Regions from separate parts of the Homo sapiens genome. Here all the other regions are linked to region 1. The links are chromatin loops, found by intact Hi-C in ENCODE. Cell type or tissue: CD4-positive, alpha-beta T cell. All regions are shown on one strand. Region 1 has its middle 45 kb from the start of GDF10. Region 2 overlaps GDF10 (growth differentiation factor 10). Region 3 overlaps LOC105378291 (a long non-coding RNA gene).

Region 1 (2,500 bases):
TTTCAACAATGTAGTCACAGTAAGTTTCGTTAATGAGATGCCAGTCTTACTTATTAGTAGGTGATGATGTTTTCTGTCTCATGTTTCTGATTTTCTCTTTATTCTTCATGTTTTAAAATGTTAGATGGTTTTATTTTTTCATTAATCCTAACAAGATATGTGAGTCACTTTAATCTGAAGTTCTTTCTCCTTGTCTTCTTACCCTACGTTCTGACAGATTTCCTTGACTTTATCTTTCAGTTCATTTACTGATGATCACTTTGAAGACAGGAATTGGTGGGTCACACTTATAATGTCTAAGAAGATGTATTGCCAGAAGATTCTTTAATGAATGTATACGTTTCCTGAATTTCTGAGAACAGCAATTAGAGTGCTTTAAAAGTTTTCCTTAGTTCATCGCGTCATCTAGGTGCTTCGTGCCTCTTCCCTCTGCCCTTCCCAGTCTTCACGGCTACATGCTGACTGGCTCTTCTGCCTGGTGCACCCTTGTTTGAGAACTGGGCTGGTTCTTCCAGATGGCTGCTACAGTGGGTTAGTTCCTGCAGTCCTCTTCTCCAGGAGGCTTCTGAGGGCTGAGCTGACTGCTTGGAGCTCTGGGTACCTGGGCTCATCCGCTGGCAGCCCTGCCTAGGGTGTGCAATGGACAGCTGGTCTTGAGGTGGAAGGCATGGCTGCTAAATCAGTAGTTGATGTCAGAAGGCAGGACAGTTCATGTTCACCTGCATCTCCTCCAGCCCCTCCAGCTGACCTGGGCTGTGCCTGGCTGCCAGAGGAAGGCCCCTTTTCCTGTATCCATTTGTTCAGAGGAGCTGACAAATGGCTTCCTCTGAGTTCCCAATTTCTGCTGGGATTTTCCATTCCATCCTCTGGCCTGTGCCAGTAGTAACATTTTACACTTGTCTGACACCTTTTCTCCTCTGAGCTCCAAGCACTTTACAAGCAAGCAGTTGCTATTATTGCCCTCTGAATTCTGATGGAAAAGCTGAGAGTCATGGGATCAAAGCCGCCATGATTGGGCAGTGAAGACAAGGCTCCCAGACACCAGGCCAGTCCCCGGCCCTTGGCAGGACCACATAGAGCACCCCAGCTGCTGAGGTGAGGTAGCCCAGGGGAGGGTTTTCAGCACGGGCTCCCTAGAGGCTCCCCAGAGCCGTCTTATCCTGTTGTAAAGTGATGCATTGTCCTTTACTGCAGAAGAGAGTGGGACCCTTGGGACTCTTCCCTGCCAGAAAAAGTGGGCTGATGGTTCGTGGTTTATTTTGGGAATGAGAAGACTCATTCAATCTGTAAAGGGTCCTCATCTTGTCTTGAGGAACAGGAAGCAGATCTGTATTACGTGGCCCAGGCAGCGGAATAAGGTTCAGTTGCTACAGGTTTTCACCAGTCAGAGGACTTGTTAGCACTGAGAGCTGCCCAAAGGGGAGTGCGTTTGCGTCCCTGGTTGGGTCCCGAGGCAAGTGTCTCTAGCTGCTGCTGGGGATGTCCTGCATCACATGATGCTAGGGAAGGGTGACACATGAGGCCTCTTCCAACCCAGATCTTGCATCATAAGGACACACTCTAGTGCTATCTCCTCTAAGTGGTGGTGGCCTTGGGGCTGAAACCCTGAAACCCTGGGTCATGTCACATCTTGCTGGATCTGCAAAGCTCCTTAGTTCCCATCTCCTCCTTCTTTCATTTAGCAAAACTCGGTTTGAGGTCTGCATTTTCCCTCTTTTGTACGAAGCTTTGCCCAGTAGCAGCTTACTGTTTAACTGGAAGGAACATCTGTGACCATGAAATTTTCAGCAACCTAAAAAGGCCCTGTTAAGTAATATTTGCTGAGCTAGTGTTGGGAGTCAGCAGTGTGTGTGTGTGTGTGTGTGTGTGTGTGTCTGTATGTCTGTGTGTGTGTGTGTCTGTGTGAATTCAGCTGCCCTCAGGCAGGTGGCTGGAAACTGGCTCACCTTTATCTGAGAACACATCAATCTTGGGAAGAGAATCCATGGAACTGAGTATGGAGGGACACCTGGCCAGAAAGAAACTGAGAACAAGTCATTCCTACCCCAGGGACCACAGAAGGAGGCAGACAGCTGGAGGAATGTGGTGTGTGTGCGTGTGTGTGTGTGTATTAGAGAGGGGTAGAGGACTATATTTTCTGGGCAGATAGAATTCTGAGCACATCTGTGTGTGTTAATGCTCACATGAAACCTTTCAAAGCTTGGAGAGATGGGTATTATGATTCTATTTTCCCAGTGAGGGATTAGAAGTCAAATAAGCTGCCCACGGCCCCAGCCCCGGCCAGAGCAGAGCTGGGATTTGAACCCAGTTAGTTGTCTTTGGCTCTGAAGCCCTTTCTCCTCTGTATCCCTGCCTGCCTTCAATGCAGGTGCCACAAATGAGGTCCCACGGACCCTGCTGACTGGCTCTGAGTCTTCCGGCTAGCCCGGCTGTCCCAGGCCCCAAGTGCTCTTTCCCAAGGGCTGGCTGCCTTGCAGGTCTCCAGAAGCCTCCGGGTCCA
Region 2 (2,500 bases), 55 kb before region 1:
GTGTCCTGCAGACCCTGTGCACAGTGAAGGCCTATTCCCTGTGGATTCCTGCCCTGAGCTGCAAGGAGGAGGGAATCTACAGTGGGAGAGCTGCTGAGGCTAGCACTGTGCTAGTCACAGATTGCCACACTCTGGGGTCCAGGCTGGGAACAGAAATGAGAGCCTTGGTCAGGAGGGAGCTTCTGGGACCTGCCGTGTGTACAGGAAGCAGCATCTACTCAACCTCTGCAGATAGTTGCTATGTGGGGATGCGTTTCTAAAGACATGGATTCTCCTGCTTTTCAAAAGAATGTTCTCATTTTAAAGTCCCAATTCAACCAAGCCAATACTTCAAAAAACACAGCCAAACTCACACATATGTGGGCGGCAACTACCCTACGGGCTGCCACTTGGTGACCTATGTCTACCTATTTCCTGCCTGGAATAGATAGGAAGTACTGTTATTCCCATTTTGCAGATGGGGAAACAGAAGTCCTGCAGGCTGAGGAACTTGACGGTAGCGGCAGAGCTGAGCCTTAGAATTTGGCAAAAGGCGGAAGAAACCCTACCTTAGGCATGGGGAACTCACATGCTCCCGCGCAGTAGTAGGCATCAAAAGATTTCGGTGAGATTATCCATTCATTCCAGCCGATGTCTGCGAAGTCCACCTTCAGGTACCTCCGGGAGCACACCCTCGGCTCATCCCACTGCTTCCTCCGGGCTTTCTGCATCGTCTTCTCGTCAAAGTCCAGCACCTGCGAGGCGGCCATGAACACCTCCTGGCCCTTCTTCCTGCGGTCTTTGCGCCCTGGCCGGGGTTTCAGCGCCCGGAAGGGGCTGGGCCACAGCTGGTGCTTGTGGAAGTGCTGTGCGTGGGCGCGCGGCGGCCTCTCATCCAGCCCCGGCAGCTCGTTGTCCTGGAGGGGCCCAGTGGCCTGCGCGGCTCGGCGCACGCGGGGGTCCGCTGAGTTGTTGGGGGCTGCGCGGGGCTCGGGGTCTCCGGCAGGGAAGGGGTCGTATCTCTGCAGCGTCACTGCCACGCTGTTGGGCTCCGAGATGGCCAGATCGTTGGCATAGACTAGGATGTAGGGCGCATAGGGGCTGGGCCGGGGCACCCCCGGGTCCCTCTCCTCAGAATCCAGCTGGGCGGAGAGGAGCAGCTCGCCATCCCGGCGGGCCGCCTTGACGATGGGGGAGATGTCCTTGGCCTGCCACAGGCCGCGCGGTGGGGGCGCCAGGGCCATGGCCCCGCGGAGTAGCCCCTGTGTGGCCGTGTTCTGCGAGAGGCTGCGGAAGAGCAGGTGCTGGCGTGTGGGCGGGCCCAGGGGCAGCGGGCGGCCTGAAGCGTTCTTGGCCCGCGGCTTGCATAGCACCTCGAGCGCTCGAGGCCACCGAGGCGGCTCTGAGTAGAAGTGGAAAGTGGCCGTAAGGATCATTTCCGAGTCTTGCATGGAAGTCAGGTTGAAGAAATACACGGCCTTCTGGTCGACCACTTCTGTGAGGGAAGGAGAGACCACAGGCTGTGAAGTTCTCGCTCGTGCTCCTGAGGGTCTCCCACCCAGGGCTGGAGGAGCAAACGCCCACCGATCCACACTTTCAGGACCATCCTCCTCCCCCGCTTTGCTTCCCTCCTTTCGTGTAATCCTCACATGAAACTGATGAGGGCGCCCTTTGCAATCCTCAGTGCACAGGTGAGGAATTAAGGTTGAGATTGTCAATATCCCGTAGCAAACAACAACAACAACAAAAAGCAACAGCAAAGAAATAGGGGCAGACAGGGAGGCATTCGGGCCTGCTGGACTCCAAAGCTCCTGTTTGCTCCCCCTGCCCTCTACTGCCTCTGCATGCACAAATGAACAAATGTCACTGACACCTTCATTAAGTGCTCAGGATGGCTTGGGTTGGGTCCAAGCCCTGCATCAAGGCAGCCCCTCCTGTATTTGCACAGCCCTCTATTTATGCAATCAGTTTTTAAATGCAATCATTAAATACACTTCACATTAAACCCAAACATTCTTCCAAAAGAGACGAAATAAATAAACGCTCATGCTTTTTGAGCACCTCCTAAGGGAAACCAGGATCAAAAGTACAGCCATTTAGGCATCTGCTCTTTGTTCTGCCTGAGGACTTTTAAGATTGTTTTAACAAGAAAAGAGCAGCATCAGGATTACACAAGGCAACCTGACTAAATCTCCAAGGTCCAGGTAAAGACCGGGACGTCTCAACCATTACATCTGCAACTTGGTTCAAGAATGCTCCAGCTCCGGCTTCCCTGGGGCTGCCGGCCACTCCTTCCTATTTGCCTGGTGGAAGCAGGCGTTCCCCAGGGCACCAGGGCAGCACAGCCATGTCAGCAGTCCCAGGAAGCTGCCCCAACCTTGGCAGCAGCATGAGTATTGTGTCAGGTTTGAATCGCCTAAACATTATTATATATCAGTGAGCGTTCTCAAATGGCCAAGTCCGCTCTAGGCTTCTGAGGAGTGGGGAGTCTTTCCTGGTGCCTCCCTAGGATGCCGCACAC
Region 3 (2,500 bases), 48 kb after region 1:
TCCTATCTATTGCCCATTCTTAACTTCTTTCTTACTAATATGACTCAGAGTTTTGCTTAGTCTGTTTTTGTTTTGGTTCCTGATAGATTCTAGGACTTTTCGGAGTGACCTGTTAATTACCTTATTTTAAAACTCCCCAACAGTGCTTAGCCTAGGCTTGAGCACACAGCAGGTGTCCACAGTTCCTGGAATTTGGTTGGCTGCCAGTCAAGAACTTAATAAAACATAGCTACTACTTCTTGAAATTTTCCTATGCCAAGTACACTTCCAAATGCATCACGTATATTAATACATGTTATCCCACCATAGCCTTATGAGATAGATATTATTATTATTACACCCATTTAACTGATGAGGAAACGAAAGCACAGAGCGGCTAAGTAACTTGCCTGAAACCACACAGATAGAAAGCAGAAAGGAGGGAATTGGAATTTGAAGGCAGGCAGGCTGCTTCCTGCACTTGTTTGCTACCGAATTGCACTAGTAAATTAAGCCGTAAGTGGCTTACACCTTCAAATCTTCATTACGTGATGAAAAGTGATAAAAAGCAAGAAAATATACAACTACTTTAAACCTATACATTAAGGGGAAACTGACAGCCATGTAAAGTCAAGGAGCTAAAGAAACCTTGATGGTACAGACGTTCCATCTCTCACCTCTCGTCCACGTGGATCACACCGAAAATATAATCACCTTCTTCCTCATTCATTCTGTGTTTGTGGAAACTTCCCAGTGATCAAAGCTGTCTTGGGGTGAAGGGTGAGCCCAGCCGTAAAGTGAGCTCTGTGAAGACTGCTGCCTTTCCTCCAGCCCAGGGCTGTCAACACAGTGGCTGGGGAGTGTTGTGTGACTCTCCTTTGAAGCAATAGGTCCATTGTGCAATCTCCATAGCATGGCCTAGTGGGAAGACAGAAGCCCAAAGGGCCCAGTGTAAGCTCATCCAGAAACTAGGAGACTGCAGTTCCACATCTATAAAACAAGGCTAGTTTGGATTTCTGGGAAGGAAGTAGTTTATAAAATCAGCAGATAATATGTAGATCCAGATGTAAAATGTTGGCAGGCACAATGAGGGTGGCTTTTTCTCACCAAAGAGAGCCTTTGATCTTTGCACAGAGCCAAGGTGGCAACTCTAGCAGCCTAGTTTAACTTCATTTCACGATCTGTGACCTTGGTTCCCAAACTTTCATGTAAGGTATTGCCCATTTAACAGGGAAGGAGACCTAGTCATGGCCTCTGGGAACTGGAGAAATATGTACAGTGCTCCAAGCCTCCATGAAAATAGGCAGACCCAGGGATCTGACTCTCCTTTTATCTGTCTCTTCAGAGCCCTGCTCATCTTCTCTAGTCTCTTCTATGGCCCAACAGGAAATTAACATGACCTTTGTTCTCACAGCATAGCAGCCACGGTAGGCTAAATTATGCTGCAGTAACAAATCACCTAAAACTCTTTGTGGCTTACCACAAGAAGTTGATATCTTGGTCTCATAAAGTAGACTGCAGATCTGGGTGATTCTCCAGGCAATTTTCCTCCATATTTAGCAAGTCAGATTGTTTCCTTCTTTTGGCCTTTCCATTTCAACACTAAGCAATCCCCAACTGGTGCGGATGAAGAAAGAGGTGGAGGGTCAAGAAGCTGTAATTAATTGCTTGGGCCTAGGAGTGGCCCTATTTCTATTCATGTTTCTTTGGTGAGAACTATTTACTTAGCCATACCTAAATTCAAGGAATACCTTATGATTCTCTGTGTAACTGAAAGTAGCAGAGTACCAAATATTGGTGAACATTAACTCTGTTGATCATACAGACAAAAGCTGTCTTCATTTGCTAAAGAGTTCCATCTGGCTAACCTCTGAGCTATTACCTTTGTGTTAGCCAGATTCAGGATTACGGAGTCTTGGTGAGGAAGAAACTTGGAGGCCATTAGTCCAGTTTATCCCAATTCAGGATCCTTGATATTAATCCTAACAAACGATTATCAAGCCTCTCTTTGGACACTTTCACGATGGCGTCTCACTATCTTATGAGCCAGAAAATTCCATGTTGAGACAGCTCTTTGTAAAATTCCTCCATGTTCTGATCCTGTCTACCTTCCTGGCAGGGCCACTTCTCAAGTCCAATTCTCTATGCTTAATAGAACTGGCTCTACCCACCCCCACTCTCCCATGCCCCTTCAAATGCCTGAGGCCATTGGCATGTTTCCTCCTTGCTCGGTTCCATAGCCTCAGTTCCCTCCACCACCCCTCACGTGACCTCCAATTTCTCCCTGTCTTGATAACCACTCTGTATGTCACCTTCTTTTAGTGTAGTATTCAGAACCTCTTGGTCTGATGGTTGTCAGATAAAGTGTTATCACTGATCTTGTTCTAGGTGTTGCACGATTCTAGCAGTGTCACCAAAGCAGCATTACTTTTCTCAGCAACCACATCACACTCTGGGTTTATATTCCAACTGGAGTTATTGGGATTTGAAGTCTAAAACTGACCCCCTCTTCCCTTCCAGG

What was found. Peaks named below come from ENCODE experiments on the same cell type or tissue, not always from the same donor. Only the 100,000 strongest peaks of a DNase experiment are listed, where the experiment ranks them.
Region 2: it touches region 1 in a loop (2.4-fold over the local background); 9 of 110 quality-filtered maps call a loop at or near these places.
Region 3: it touches region 1 in a loop (2.5-fold over the local background); 7 of 110 quality-filtered maps call a loop at or near these places.

What each region holds. Positions count from the first base shown.
Region 1 is chr10:47,254,216-47,256,715 of GRCh38, reverse strand. No RefSeq gene overlaps it. Among named protein-coding and RNA genes, the nearest start is that of GDF10, 45 kb to the left of the region's middle. In CD4-positive, alpha-beta T cell, no CTCF peak of the experiment used is centred here; a DNase peak (open chromatin) is centred at 1,445.
Region 2 is chr10:47,308,770-47,311,269 of GRCh38, reverse strand. It overlaps GDF10 (growth differentiation factor 10), which reads right to left. Exons shown (of 3, transcript NM_004962.5): 2 at 549-1,474. Among named protein-coding and RNA genes, the nearest start is that of GDF10, 9.8 kb to the right of the region's middle. RefSeq lists an enhancer at 440-940. In CD4-positive, alpha-beta T cell, no CTCF peak of the experiment used is centred here; a DNase peak (open chromatin) is centred at 1,189; H3K4me3 peaks cover 217 bases; H3K27ac peaks cover 232 bases.
Region 3 is chr10:47,205,758-47,208,257 of GRCh38, reverse strand. LOC105378291 (a long non-coding RNA gene) reads right to left here. Exons shown (of 5, transcript XR_945937.3): 2 at 657-897. Among named protein-coding and RNA genes, the nearest start is that of GDF10, 93 kb to the left of the region's middle. In CD4-positive, alpha-beta T cell, no CTCF peak of the experiment used is centred here; DNase peaks (open chromatin) are centred at 787 and 1,407; H3K4me3 peaks cover 1,593 bases; H3K27ac peaks cover 2,432 bases.